2 separate regions of the Homo sapiens genome follow, and region 1 is linked to region 2. Evidence: chromatin contacts called from ENCODE Hi-C or POLR2A ChIA-PET data. All regions are on one chromosome and are shown on one strand. The core of a region is the stretch at or near the end of the contact, and the rest is flanking DNA. Distances in the headings are between cores, read along the strand shown.

Evidence for each region. A loop is a pair of places that touch in the nucleus more often than their neighbours do. ChIA-PET counts read pairs that join two places held with the same protein, here RNA polymerase II (POLR2A). Pooled maps may share reads with other maps.
Region 1: a pooled map shows a loop between it and region 2 (2.5-fold over the local background). The contact joins the enhancer-like site here to the promoter of ARF6 in region 2. A Hi-C loop is called at or near these places in 2 of 37 single-sample maps with no recorded cell type and 4 of 50 pooled maps. POLR2A ChIA-PET finds 5 or more read pairs at or near these places in 3 of 52 experiments (CD4-positive, alpha-beta memory T cell, T-cell and activated T-cell).

Annotation. Positions count from the first base shown.
Region 1 is chr14:50,811,697-50,819,265 of GRCh38, forward strand. The region is part of intron 3 of NIN (ninein); the gene reads right to left. Among named protein-coding and RNA genes, the nearest start is that of NIN, 16 kb to the right of the region's middle. Within about 2 kb of position 1,960, at least 6 of the 41 ENCODE cell types and tissues checked have a DNase peak (open chromatin) inside an H3K27ac peak, as active enhancers do.
Region 2 is chr14:49,889,470-49,896,320 of GRCh38, forward strand. ARF6 (ARF GTPase 6) reads left to right here and starts at 3,613. Exons shown (of 2, transcript NM_001663.4): 1 at 3,613-3,688; 2 at 3,787-6,851. The coding sequence starts at 4,268. The coding sequence ends at 4,795. RefSeq lists enhancers at 3,173-3,272, 4,143-4,462, 4,493-4,542, 6,685-6,834 and silencers at 3,363-3,752, 3,793-3,982.

The sequences.
Region 1 (7,569 bases), core at 710-3,209, 920 kb after region 2:
TGAGACCAGCCTTAGCAACACGGTGAAATCCCATCTCTACTAAAAAAATTTACTCTGGGAGGCTGAGGTGGGCGGATCACAAGGTCAGGAGATCGAGACCATCCTGGCTAACGTGGTGAAACCCCGTCTCTATTAAAAATACAAAAAATTAGCCAGGCGTGGTGGCGGGCGCCTGTAGTCCCAGCTACTCGGGAGGCTGAAGCAGGAGAATGGTGTGAACCCGGGAGGCGGAGCTTGCAGTGAGCCAAGACTCCGTCTCCAAAAAAAAAAAAAATGTAGCTGGGCGTGGTGGCAGTGCCTGTAGTCCCAGCTACTCAGGAGGCTGAGGCAGGAGAATCGCTTAAACCCAGGAGGTGGAGATTGCAGTGAGTTGAGATCACGCCACTGCACTCCAGCTTGGGTGACAGAGCGAGACTCTGTCTCTGAAACAAAAAATTTTTTTTACGAACGTGGGTCATGGATAATGCTAGATGAATGACGATATTATCGTAGGTTCATTCTTTCCTAGACATTTTGTCATTTGAATCTCACAATATTCATGTGACACAGTCAAGGCAGAGACCCTACCTCAAAATTGAAAGGTGAGAGGTAGAAAAAGCATGCACCAGGACTCTGACTGGACTCATCAGAGCCCAGCAAGCCTGCCTGGCTCAGGCCCACTTCCCTCTTGGTCTGACCCCTCAGGGAAATCCCTTGCTGCTGGAAGTCAAATCCTCAACTTTCACACGAAGCCACCAGGTGTAAAGCACACACCAAGTATAAGGCAGGATCAGGAGATACATGATCAAGAAGACACATAACCTCTGCCCTCAAGGAGTTTATCAGCTACCCCATAGATTCCAGAAAGTGGAAGGGTGGAATGGGGAAAAAGAGAGGAAGGTTTATTAGTAACTACAAGATAGAAGCTGGTATGTGCCTGAGAGAGACAAAAGCTGGTAGGGGCCTCTGATAAACAAGCATGTCCTACTTGGCCAATAGGGAGGAAAAGAGGGACAGTTTTGCAACGCTTGAATTCTCTCAAATCTTCACAGACAGAGATTAAAGGTCTCCGAAATTTATTTATGATGTAGTAAATCAGCCTCATTTTAGATGAAAAGGGGCTCTATAAAAGATTAAACAGGATTATTAACTCAGAGGCTCTTCAGAGCCCAATAACGTCTACTTGGTTGAATTCCTCTTTTTCCAACAAACAGTCCGAAAATTCACACACCACATAGCAGCTGGCCCAAACCATTAGAGCAGCTTAAGTCTTGCATTGATCTTTATTTTCCTTCTTGCAAGTGTAGACACTGGGCCCTTGGATTTAAATAGCAGTAAATGCCTCATCTTTCAAAGAGATAGTTCTCTTGTGGAGGAGGCGACCGCTATTTTCCATCAATGCTCATGAATACTGATGTGGTGGAAAAGCCCCTTAGGACACAACCCAGAACCGAAATGTTGATGAACACCCCCACCGGTGGGCTAACTATGTTCAGCAACTGCAATGTTTTAAGTACCATTTTTCTCCTCCAAGGGAGCTTTACTATTGTATTTTGTTAAAAAGTAGAAATCTTCATAAATATACAATACAATTAAGTCTCACAAGGTAACAAGTTTCCAAGTTGTGCATACACTGGTTGGTACCTCTTCATTTGAATAATAATTGCTGCCATTCATTTTACAAGCATTCCTATACCTTGTATGCCTCAACGGGCAGTTTGCAGCAATGGGAAAATTACACGACTGACGAAAAATACACATGACATTTAAACTAAATTAAGAGGAAGACCAGTCAAGTCTGATATTTTTTGTCATGTGTCACCACCTCTTAGGAGAAATTTACCTCATTACTTTTCCTCTTCACATTTCATATGAATGCTTTTTTAGAAACGCAATTTGCTTTTTTTTGAAAAAGAACTTAAGCACCACACAAGAAACAAATTCAAACCACACACACAAAAAAACCCTGTAACAGGAAGTGGAATAAGGAAACTAATGTTGCATAAACTCATCTCGTGCAATCATGGAGATCAAATGCAGTTTCCACATGTGTGCAGGCACTACTGGAAATAGACCCAAGGTGGGAGAACTCAAACTAGCACTGAACAAGGTGAGTTTATGAAACAAGACAAAGGTCTATGTAACTAATACAAACTTAGTAGATTTGTCTTTACTAATATAAAGAGAAATTAATGAAAGAAGATTCAAAACACTGTGTTAATTGAAACAGCTACAGAAATATGGACTTATCAGAAGTCAATGCACAGGAAAATGCTTACAGCATTATGCAAAGAGAAATGACATAGACTAAAAAAGAGGCAGTTTCATAATGAAAGATACACTTATATTTTATTTTAAATAAAGTATTCAGGTCATTGTAACTTGAATTGTTAACTTCATATTATTATATTTAATATTCATTTATTAAATTATAATATTGTAACTTAATTTACTGCAGACAATGTAGAGAGAGGCAAAGGCTATTTTAAAAGGTAGGTTTATAAAACCTAAAGCAACTATATGAAGCTGTACTCCAAGACTGGTCCAAGGAATCCTGTTTACAGATGGAAATGAATTCAAATCACCACCACGCAAGAGAACTTCTAGCAAATCTACTCTTCACTCTAACCATGTTTCTTGGTAAATCATTACTAGGAAGTCACTATTTATCAAAGAGCCATTCTGGGTGTGTAGAGGGTAGGGGAAAGGAGCATACAGCCAAATACAGCAAGTTAACGGTGTCCTTGGTGCTATGATAAGCCTTTGATACACACAAATCTTAGTCCACCTTCATCACAGTCTTGTAAGGGAAATAGTCTTCCCATTACACTGATGAAAAATCTGAGGCTCAGAGTATTTAAGATAACGTGTTCATATGGTTAAAAAGTGGCAAGAGCTGAATAGCCAAGACAATCCTAAGCAAAAAGAACAAACCTGAAGGCATCACGCTACCCACTTCAAACTGTACTACAAAGTTACAGTAACCAAAACAGCATGGTTCTGATAGAAAAACAGACACATAGACCAACAGAACAGAATAGAAAACTCAGAAATAAGACTGCATACCTACAACCATCTGATCTTTGACAAACCTGACAAAAACAAGCAGTGGGGAAAGGATTCCCTATTTAACAAATGGTGCTGGGAGAACTGGCTAGCCATATGCAGAAAATTGGAACTGGACCCCTTCCTTACACATTATACAAAAATTAACTCAAGGTAGATTAAAGATTTAAATGTAAAACCCAAAACTATAAAAACCCTAGAAGAAAATCTAGGCAATACCATTCAGGACATAGGCATGGGCAAAGATTTCATGACAAAAATGCCAAAAGCAATTGCAACTAAAGCAAAAATTGACAAATGAGATCTAATTAAACTAAAGAGCTTCTGCATAGCAAAATAATCTATCATTAGAGTGAACAGACAACCTACAGAATAGGAGAAAATTTTTGCAATCTATCCATCTGACAAAGGTCTAATACCCAGACTTTACAACAAACTTAAACACATTTACAAGAAAAAAACAAACAACCCCATTAAAAAGTGGGCAAAGGACATGAACAGGCACTTCTCAAAAGTAGACATTCATGCAGCCAATAAACACGAAAAAAAGCTCAACATCACTGATCATTAGAGAAATACAAATCAAAACCACAATGAGATGCCACCTCATGCCAGTCAGAATGGCAATCAATAAATAGTCCAGAAACAACAGATGCTGGTGAGGTTGTGGAGAAAAAGGAACACTTTTATGCTGTTGGTGGGAGTGTAAACTAGTTCAACCATTGCGGAAGATAGTGTGGTGATTCCTCAAAGATCTAGAGGCAGAAATACCATTTGACCCAGGAATCCCATTACTAAGTATATACCCAAAGGAATATAAGTCATTATATTATGAAGATATATGCATGCATATGTTCATTGCAGCACTATTCACAATAGCAAAGACACTGAATCAACCCAAATGCCCATCAATGATAGACTGGATAAAGAAAATGTGGTACATATATACCATGGAATACTATGCAGCCACAAAAAGGAACAAAATCGGTGGGGCATGGTGGCTCAGGCCTGTAATCCCAGCACTTTGGGAGGACGAGGTGGGCGGATCTTGAGGTCAGGAGTTTGAGACCAGCCTGGCCAACATGGAGAAAGCCCATCTCTATTAAAGATACAAAAAATTAGCTGGGCGTGGTGGCATGCACCTGTAATCCCAGCTACTCGGGAGGCTGAGGCAGAATTGCTTGAACCCAGCAGGCAGAGGTTGCAGTGAGCTGAGATTGCACTATTGCACTCCAGCCTGGGGCGACAGGGCGAGACTCCATGTCAAAAAAACAAAACAAAATGAACAAAATCATGTCCTTTGCAAGACATAGATGGAGCTGGGAGCCGTTATCCTCAGCAAACTAAAGCAGGAACAGAAAACCAAACACCGCATGTTCTCACTTATAAGTGGGAGGTGAACAATGAAAACACATGGACTAATTGGCAGGAGGTAGGGGGTGGGTGGGGAACAGCACACATTGGACCTGTGAGGTGGGGGGAGGGAGAGCATCAGGAAAAATTGCTAATGGATGCCAGGCTTAATACCTAGGTGATGGGTTGATCTGTGCAGCAAACCACCATGGCACATTTACCTTTGTAACAAACCTGCACATCCTGCACATGTACCCCAGAGTTTAAAATCAAAGTTGAAGGGAAAAATAATGTGACAAGAAGTGGAACTTGAATCCAGGACTGCCTTCAAAGCCCGTGCTCTAACTGTATACTATCTCCATGTGGTGGGGGTAGTGTTTGGGGAGCAGGGTGAGGGAATGGAGATTCACTTTTGCATATTTGGAGTTTGAGGAAACTGTGCAGATATGTATTCAAATGCAGGGGCTGGGAAATCCAGGATCCCATCCTGGCACTGACTCAAATGAGTCATCTGACCTTGGAAAAGCCAAGGTTTCTCTGTCAGATGAACTCTGAGGTCTAAAATCTGAGACAGACACTGAAGAACTTTAAGTCCCCTCTGTCCAGACAGGAAGCTACTCATAAAAGTATCCGTGAAATAATGATGAAATCTAATGAGCATCCCTAATCACAGAAATAAGGCATTATAAAATCAGGTCGGTAGAAGAGAATGGCCATTTAGCATTTGTTCCTCCCTGCCTGTTCTAAGTCCAGGCCTTCCCAACAGCTCTCCCCTCTCGATCCCTGTCACACTAAATATCTCTGACAGACACAACGATGTACTGTACACAAAAACGCACTTAATTCTGCAATGAGTTTGATGAGAAAGCATTAATACAGAGTCAAAGCAAGTTGAGCAGTCTCCTAATCAGGTCTTCTTGTTTATCAATGGGGAACCACAGACCCTCAGGAGTTCAGACTTAGAGACTAGATCCAAGTCTACATATGCAAAAAACCTCCTCCTAGCTGTCTTTTCTCTCCCACAGCATAGGCCATTTCCCTTCACCAATTTAAGTCTCCCTAGCCTCCCTTCCACAAATCAGAGACAACCAGTCTGACTTTTGTATGAGTTATATTATGACAACCCCATCAGCAGCACCACTATTACAAACCAATGGCAGTTAATATTGAATGTAATTTTGCATACAGAGAACAAGTCCAAATAAGCACTACAAGAAAGTACTTCTCCATTTTTCATTTACACTTCAAATGATTAAAATGTATATAAGAAAAATAAATCTTAAAAAGCTTTTGAGTTGGAAACAAATCCACCACATGAAATTTATCAAGAAATTTAGAAAGAACCTCAAACCCTTTCAGAAATGTAAGAAAATTGATCTAAATTATATATATTTGTACAGCTATCAAATTTTAATACTAAAAATTTCAACATGTCTTTGATTACCAAAGTCTAGATTACCTACCGGACTCTAGAAACCAGTGGTGATTCTGCTGCCTGGAGGCTTATTCTCACTTTATAGTGTGCCAGGGACATAGGGTATTTCAGCATCCAAATTCATATTAAGAATATAGCAATGCAACTCCTCAGAACTTCAGGGGCTGTTTTGTCTCAAAGTTGGCATACTACGTAAGGAGTTTTTGAAACGGAATCTCGCTCTGTCGCCAGGCTGGAGTACAATGGCGTGATCTCGGCCCACTGCAACCTTTGTCTCCCGAGTTCAAGCAATTCTCCTGTCTCAGCCTCCCGAGTAGCTAGGATTACCGGCGCCCACTGCCACGCCGGCTAATTTTTTGTATTTTTAGCAGAGACAGGGTTTCACAGTGTTGCCCAGGCTGCTCTCGAATTCCTGAGCTCCGGCAATCCACCTGCCTCGGCCTCCCAAAGTGCTAGGATTACAGGCGTGAGTCACCGTGCCTGGCCAAGAATGCATTTTTAAAACTGGATATGGCCGGGCACGATGGCTCACGCCTGTAACCCCAGCACTTTGGGAGGCCGAGGTGGGCGGATCACGAGGTCAGGAGATCGAGACCATCCTGGCTAACATGGTGAAACCCTGTCTCTACTGAAAATACAAAAAATTAGCCGGGTGTGTTGGTGGGCGCCTGTAGTCCCAGCTACTCGGGAGGCTGAGGCAGGAGAAAGGCGTGAACCCGGGAGGCGGAGCTTGCAGTGAGCCGAGATTATGCCACTACACTCCAGCCTGGGCGACGGCGAGACTCTGTCAAAAAAAAAAAAAAAAAAAAACACTGGATATAACTAAATGTTTCAACAAAACCAAGGCAAATTATCTTCATGTCCTGATTTCTAATAAAGGAGATAGAGAGGTATGCAGAAACACTTCATTTAAGCATCTACAATTAGTATGATTGCTTGGATAAAACTTGGTTCATGGTTCCCCTCGATTTTTGTAGTATTTGCTCCCCGTGCTACTCATGTGCCATGTATATTACCCGACTAGATTGTAAGTTTTTCGGTGTCTTGAGAAGCCCCTTGTGATGAGGCCTCATCTAGCTGACAGGTGCTTAACTGATGACAAAGATATGATGGAACTCTTTTCATAACCTAGTGGTAAACACTTATCGGCAATATCCCTTTTCCTTCAAATCAGGGATCCACAAGCTTTACGCATTTCAAACACCTGTACAGTAACCACCTTGCTCAGGTGAATATGGTTTCAAGCTATAAAGCAAGACAAATGAATTGAAAAATAATTTGGGGGAAAATGACCTATTGGTAAAACACATAGAAATGGCAAGTTGATTTAAGTTACTTTCATTAACAACTATTAAACATTAGGCCTCAAAAAAAAAAAAAACAAGTTATTGAAGATGCGTTGTAATATTTAAAAATAAATACACAATGTTTGCATTCCTGGTTGAGCGAGACAATGCTTTCCATCTTACTTCTTTTTCAAGAAAAAAAGGATTAATTCAGCCCAAGTCCAATAGAGGTAAGGTGGATTTGTATTTGATTTAAAAATTATATTCATTAAGATAATTCAGCCTAAGTCAACATAGAGGAAGCTTAGAAGTTGTATTTGATTTAAAAATTATATTCACTAAGATTTAAAAGACAAAATTAAAGCCAGAAGCATCCAGGAAGTTGATGGATACTAATGCAGCCAAAAGCCAACTTAATGGAAAACTGTAGTTTACAGTAAATGTAAATAT
Region 2 (6,851 bases), core at 2,363-4,862:
CAAAGTGTTGGGATTACAGGCGTGAGCCACCGCACCCGGCTCTGTTTTTATTTATTTATATTTATTTGTTTTTGAGACCTAATTAAAAAATTTTTTTTGGCAGAGATTGGGTCTCGCTATGTTGCCCAGGCTGACCTTGAACTGCTGGCCTCAAGGGATCCTCCTGCCTCAGCCTCATGCATAGCTGGGATTACAGACATGAATCACTATGCCTGGCAGGATTAGCAATTTTTCTAAAGATACACTTTCTTATAACTTTATTTACACTTTATTTCTACTGCTAATAGATTTCCCAGGATTTATCCCTTCTTTAAAATAGTGTTCAATTCTGGGTAAGTCTGACCTAAGGGTTTCAAATGATAAAAGGGATAAAATCATCATCAAACAAGTGCATGGTCAGACCACCTTTGTCATGTGGTCAGAGTCATCCTTGGTACTTGATGGGATAAAAAGAAATACCTGACAGGGTCTTATGAAATGAGCGATTTTTAAGAGTTATAAGAATTCAGAAATTAGGGTAAACAGTGTGTGGTACTATTGTTAGAGAATACATTAATTCCAATTTAAAAACAGAGGGCCGGGCGCGGTGGCTCACGCCTGTGATCCCAGCACTTTGGGAGGCCAAGGCAGGTGGATCACGAGATCAGGAGTTCAAGACCAGCGTGGCCAATATGGTGAAACCCTGTCTCTACTAAAAATACAAAAATTAGCTGGGCTTGGTGGCACATGCCTGTAGTCCCAGCTGCTCAGGAGGCTGAAGCAGGATAATCACGTGAGCCCGGGAGATGGAGGTTGCAGTGGGTCCAGATTGCGCCACTGAACTCCAGCCTGGGCGACCAAGAAAGACTCCGTCTCAAAGAAAAACAACAACAAAAAAAATTAGGTCTAAGCCATTTTTTACAAGTAAACATATTTCTTATGAGATAGATATAGTATTGGCTGGGTACAGTGGCTTAGGCCTGTAATTCCAGCACTTTCGGAGGCTGAAGCAGGAGGACTGCTTGAGTCCAGGAGTTTGAGACCAGCCTGGGTTACAGTGAAGTCCTGTGTCTACAAAAAATAATGATAAATAAATGAATAAAAATTATAGTATTTTATTTATACTGTTTTAGTCAGGAATATCATAAACATAAGTGGTTGTTGAAGAGATTAAAAATTATGAAATGGCATTCTCTAGGGAAGCCTGGTTTGCGTGTAAATTCCAGAAATCTCTTCATTTACAGGCTTTGAGTCAAAAAGTAGAGAAGATTTTTCTATACTTAGCTGTTGGAGCATTCATCTGTTTAAAATTTAAGACATAACCCAGGCCAGGCCTGGTGGCTCACGCTTCTAATCCCAGCGCTTTGGGAGGCCAAGGCCTGCCCATCACTTGAGGCTTGAGGTTGAGTTCGAGACCAGCCTGGCCAATACGGTGAAACCCCGTCTCTACTAAAAATACAAAAATTGGCCCGGCGTGGTGGTGCATGTCTGTAGTCTCAGGTACTCGGGAGGCTGAGGCAGGAGAATTGCTTGAACTGGGAGGCAGAGGTTGCAGTGAGTCGAGACCGAGACCGAGCCACTGCACTTCAACCTGGGCAACACAGCAAGGCTCTGTCTCAAAAACAAAAAACAAAAACACAAAACACAAAAACATAACCCAGGTGTCTAGATAAAAATTAAAAAAGGGCTAGGCGCGGTGGCTCTTGCCTGTAATGCCAGCACTTTGGGAGGCCGAGGCGGGCAGATCACTTGGGGCCAGGAGTTCCAGACCAGTCTGGCCAACATGGCAAAACCTGTCTCTACAAAAAATAGAGAAATTAGTCAGGCGTGGTGGCGCACGCCTTTAGTCCCAGATACTGGTGAGGCTGAGGTGGGAGGATCTCTTGAGCCTAGGAGGCTGAAGCTGCAGTGAGCTGACATCGCACCACTGCACTGCAGCCTTGGTGACAGAGCGAGACCTTGTCCCAAAAATAGAGAGGTGGGGTTGGGGATGACACTTGAACCCCAATCTTCAGACTCCTAAGCTTTTCAGTTTTATGACAGTGCTTCATCTTAAGGTAAATGGAAAGTAAATGAAATAATTGTTAGAATATTAATGTTTAATAAGTTTATTTCCGACTGAAATGACGTTTATAAGGTTATCATATAACCTATCTACCATTATCTAATATTTTAAATTTGTTTAATAAAAACAGTATGTTACCATATGCTGTTTATAGCATCTTGCTTTTTAAACAAAGATACCCATTTCCTGTTTTTCTCCCCTTGATATTTGAAGGTTTCACGTTATTTTAAGTCTAATTTTATCATTAACCATTTGATACAAAAATGTGTCCTTGGCAGGGCGCAGTGGCTCACGCCTGTAATCCCAGCATTTTGGGGGGCCGAGGCGGGTGGATCACCTGAGGTCAGGACTTCGAGACCAGCCTGGCCAACATGGTGAAACCCCGTCTCTACTAAAAATACAAAAATTAGCCGGGCGTGGTGGTGGGCGACCTAATTCCAGCTGCTCCGGAGGCTAAGGCAGAACTGCTTGAACCCAGGATGAGGAGGCTGCAGTGAGCCGAGATTGTGCAACTGGACTCCAGCCTGGGCGACAGAGTGAGACCCCGTCTCAAGAAACAAACAAAAACCAAAAAACCAAAAATGTGCCCTGAAGTCTTCCACATTGTATTATTTAAGCCTCACGTGAGTTAGCAAGGTCAGTTTACACGAGATAAACTTAGTAAGGTTAAGTGCCCAGATCCAGGCCATACAAGCGGTCGTTCTATATTCTAAATTCTATGCTTCTTAAAGTTAAGAATGGGTAGTAGTTAAGAAGCTACTACTAACAGTATGAGATAAAATGATATTTTAAAGATGAACAGATGTCGCATTCTAAAAAGGTGAAAACGCGGCAAGGCACAGGAACTCTTCATAATACTGCAGTTTTTAAGAAACATGGGCTGGTCTTGACGAGACCTATAGGCAGACAGGGCTCAAACATTCAAAAGAGCTGCAGAGTAAACTCAACTCCGGGAAAGCGCTGCACTGACTGGCAGATTCCACACGAGACACTGGCCTCCCACGTGTCTTTCAGGAAACATACAAAATTCAAGGGATAAAGGAAGCCAAGAAGGGGTTGCGAAAAAGGGAAAAAAAAAAAAAACAAAAGCGAACAGAGCTTCCCTGGGACGTTCAGGGAGCGCGGAGGGTGCGGGAAGGCTGGGGCGGGCGGAGGGAATTCGCAGAGCATCTGGCGGGCACCGAGGTCTGGGAACAGGCCTGGAGGCAGCTCGGTTCGTGGAGAGAGCGGGCTGCCCGTGGGCCCCACCCTGTAGGGCCCCCCAGTAGATCTGCTCCCTTGGTTCGGGTGGGCAGGGGAGGGCAGAGCGCAAAAGAGAAAAGCAGGGAAGGAGACGCTAGAAGAGCCACGGGTAGGCGCGAGTCAGAGTCCGAGGTTCGAGGGCTCTGGGCCGGCCGCATCTGCGAGCCCTCCGAGGCGCCGTAGCCCCGCCCCTCCGGCGCGTGGCGCCCATGACGCTAGGCGCGCGGGCCGCTCTCCTTACAGAGGTCGCTCTTGTCCGAACGGTCGGCCTCTGCTGCGCCTGCGTGGTCGGGAGGGGAAGTGAGGCGGTTTCCTCGGCGCCTTTTCCGGCAGCGGCGGCGGCAGAACTGGGAGGAGGAGTTGGAGGCCGGAGGGAGCCCGCGCTCGGGGCGGCGGCTGGAGGTAACCCCTTGGGCCGAGCTGGAAAGGCGGGCCACCTCGGTCTTCGCTCCTTTGTGGAGCTCTGGCAGTAACTCCCCTCCCTCTCTGTTTCTCTGCAGGCAGCGCACCGAGTTCCCGCGAGGATCCATGACCTGACGGGGCCCCGGAGCCGCGCTGCCTCTCGGGTGTCCTGGGTCGGTGGGGAGCCCAGTGCTCGCAGGCCGGCGGGCGGGCCGGAGGGCTGCAGTCTCCCTCGCGGTGAGAGGAAGGCGGAGGAGCGGGAACCGCGGCGGCGCTCGCGCGGCGCCTGCGGGGGGAAGGGCAGTTCCGGGCCGGGCCGCGCCTCAGCAGGGCGGCGGCTCCCAGCGCAGTCTCAGGGCCCGGGTGGCGGCGGCGACTGGAGAAATCAAGTTGTGCGGTCGGTGATGCCCGAGTGAGCGGGGGGCCTGGGCCTCTGCCCTTAGGAGGCAACTCCCACGCAGGCCGCAAAGGCGCTCTCGCGGCCGAGAGGCTTCGTTTCGGTTTCGCGGCGGCGGCGGCGTTGTTGGCTGAGGGGACCCGGGACACCTGAATGCCCCCGGCCCCGGCTCCTCCGACGCGATGGGGAAGGTGCTATCCAAAATCTTCGGGAACAAGGAAATGCGGATCCTCATGTTGGGCCTGGACGCGGCCGGCAAGACAACAATCCTGTACAAGTTGAAGCTGGGCCAGTCGGTGACCACCATTCCCACTGTGGGTTTCAACGTGGAGACGGTGACTTACAAAAATGTCAAGTTCAACGTATGGGATGTGGGCGGCCAGGACAAGATCCGGCCGCTCTGGCGGCATTACTACACTGGGACCCAAGGTCTCATCTTCGTAGTGGACTGCGCCGACCGCGACCGCATCGATGAGGCTCGCCAGGAGCTGCACCGCATTATCAATGACCGGGAGATGAGGGACGCCATAATCCTCATCTTCGCCAACAAGCAGGACCTGCCCGATGCCATGAAACCCCACGAGATCCAGGAGAAACTGGGCCTGACCCGGATTCGGGACAGGAACTGGTATGTGCAGCCCTCCTGTGCCACCTCAGGGGACGGACTCTATGAGGGGCTCACATGGTTAACCTCTAACTACAAATCTTAATGAGCATTCTCCACCCATCCCCTGGAAGGAGAGAAATCAAAAACCCATTCATAGGATTATCGCCACCATCACCTCTTTCAATTGCCACTTTCTCTTCTTTTGAATTTGAACTCTGGAGTTACTGTTCTACAGTTTGGCGGGGACGGGGCTTGGGGGTTTTCTCTTTTGTTTGTTTCCCTTTCTTTTTCCTTTTTTTTTTTTTTTTTTTTTTGTTGGCTTTGCGTTAGGATGCTCTGATCTGACATTTGACATGAACACAAAGTTGCTAGATGCTCTTGTTGACTTCCAGCAGATGGGATGGGGGAAACACAGCAGTTCTTGGTAAAGTCCTTTGTAATAATAGTTTGATTTTTTTATTTCGAGAGAATCTTTCATTTTCCTATGTATGCTTTTTTCCTTTTTTGCCCAGTTTCCTTATCACTTGCTGTAGATGGCTTATTTTGCATTCATGCAGACTATGTTGCAAGTCTGTTTCATCTAGTAAACTGAAAATTATTGCTTAATCAAACTGCCGTTTGTCTTTTATATTTAAGGCCTTCCCCCCCCTTCCTTATGAGTTCTAACTTAGTAATTTCAAATGTGACCTTTTATATCTAAGACCAGTATAGTAAACTTAGCCCACAGTGGCAAATAATGAGTAATATTGTAATATGTTCCAGTTGCACCTCAGTATGTTAAACAGGTAATGTAAGAAGTTCTCTGAAATGTCAGCAAGTAAGTTCTGAAACACATCATGCATGAGTAGGAATAAAACCCAAGTTCCCCATAACGTAGATAACTTAATGCTGCATAAAAATATGAAAGTGTAACCCATGAAGGACACTTTTTCTTTCCACTGCAAAGTTAGCCACTTTGCTGTTTTTCCTCTTTTTTAAACTTTGAAAATAGACTCTTTCCAGAAATTGGAGCAATAATGGTGTTACCACACACAGATTAAATAATTTGTAGATATTTTAAGTGACTTTTGGGCAAAACTGGAATGTATACTTTTACCTTGTTTCAAACACCTAAGACCAGTAATTTAAAAATTACTAAAAGGTTTACTTTGTTCATTAATAAAACATTTAACAATTCAAATTATATGCACCTTTTACCTAGTTGAAAAAAATACACATTCCTGTTTTCACATTATAGCAACTGATTAAGCTGAAGCTGTAAGTCATTTTTTATAGATGAGTGATCCGCATCTCCATCAATTAGAACACTGGAAAAGATGTTTTATAAAAGAGGTATTTAATTTTGTTTGTAGGATTAACTCATGCAAATAATAAAAAAGATATCCTGTTGGTTCAATAGTACACTGTCTCCTTTAAGGAAGGAAGCGTGATGAATGAATGATGTGTAGACTTGAGGGATGACTATTAAAGGGGACGTAGGATGAAGAGAAAGAACCTACAGATGACAATGAATGTAAACTTATTTTTCTTCATGTGTAAGCAGTGTGCTCGCTGGTGATATCCAGATCCTAACAAGATTACTTGGTTAGCTGGTTAGGACCAGTAACTGGATTGCGACCACTATGATAATATTTTGAACCAAATGTTAATGCTTGATGCAGAATTGTAAAGCAGCATCTGGTTCCTATATAGCCTTAAGGATTAATTTTAGTGATCCTCAAGGAATTAAATAGGGAATTTCAGAAATGTAGACTGCAAAGGCAGTATACAGGAAAAGGTGGAGTGGGTTTTGTTTATGAGGGTGTCTGAAAACTAAAATTGAGCGGGATATCATGGTATAGTTGGACAGTATTGGTCCTTCACACTTTGGCCATATTGTATAATGGAGCTTTTACCAAAGATGTATGAGAAGTGTAAGACTATAAAAAAATGAACTATTCAAAGTAAAACTCTTAACAAACATTTTACTTAAAGCAGATGCAAAAGGGTATTCTCATGTAGGCTCCTGTTGGTGCAGAGGGATTTTTTTGATTTCAGGATACAACTAAAGTACGAAGTTCTCAGTTTCACTTTAGTAGAAAGAGCTCTAGAAATGAGGCTGATAAACACATCTAAGAACACTGGTTGCTTTCTAAAATTTCCAAAGCTCCACCATAAAT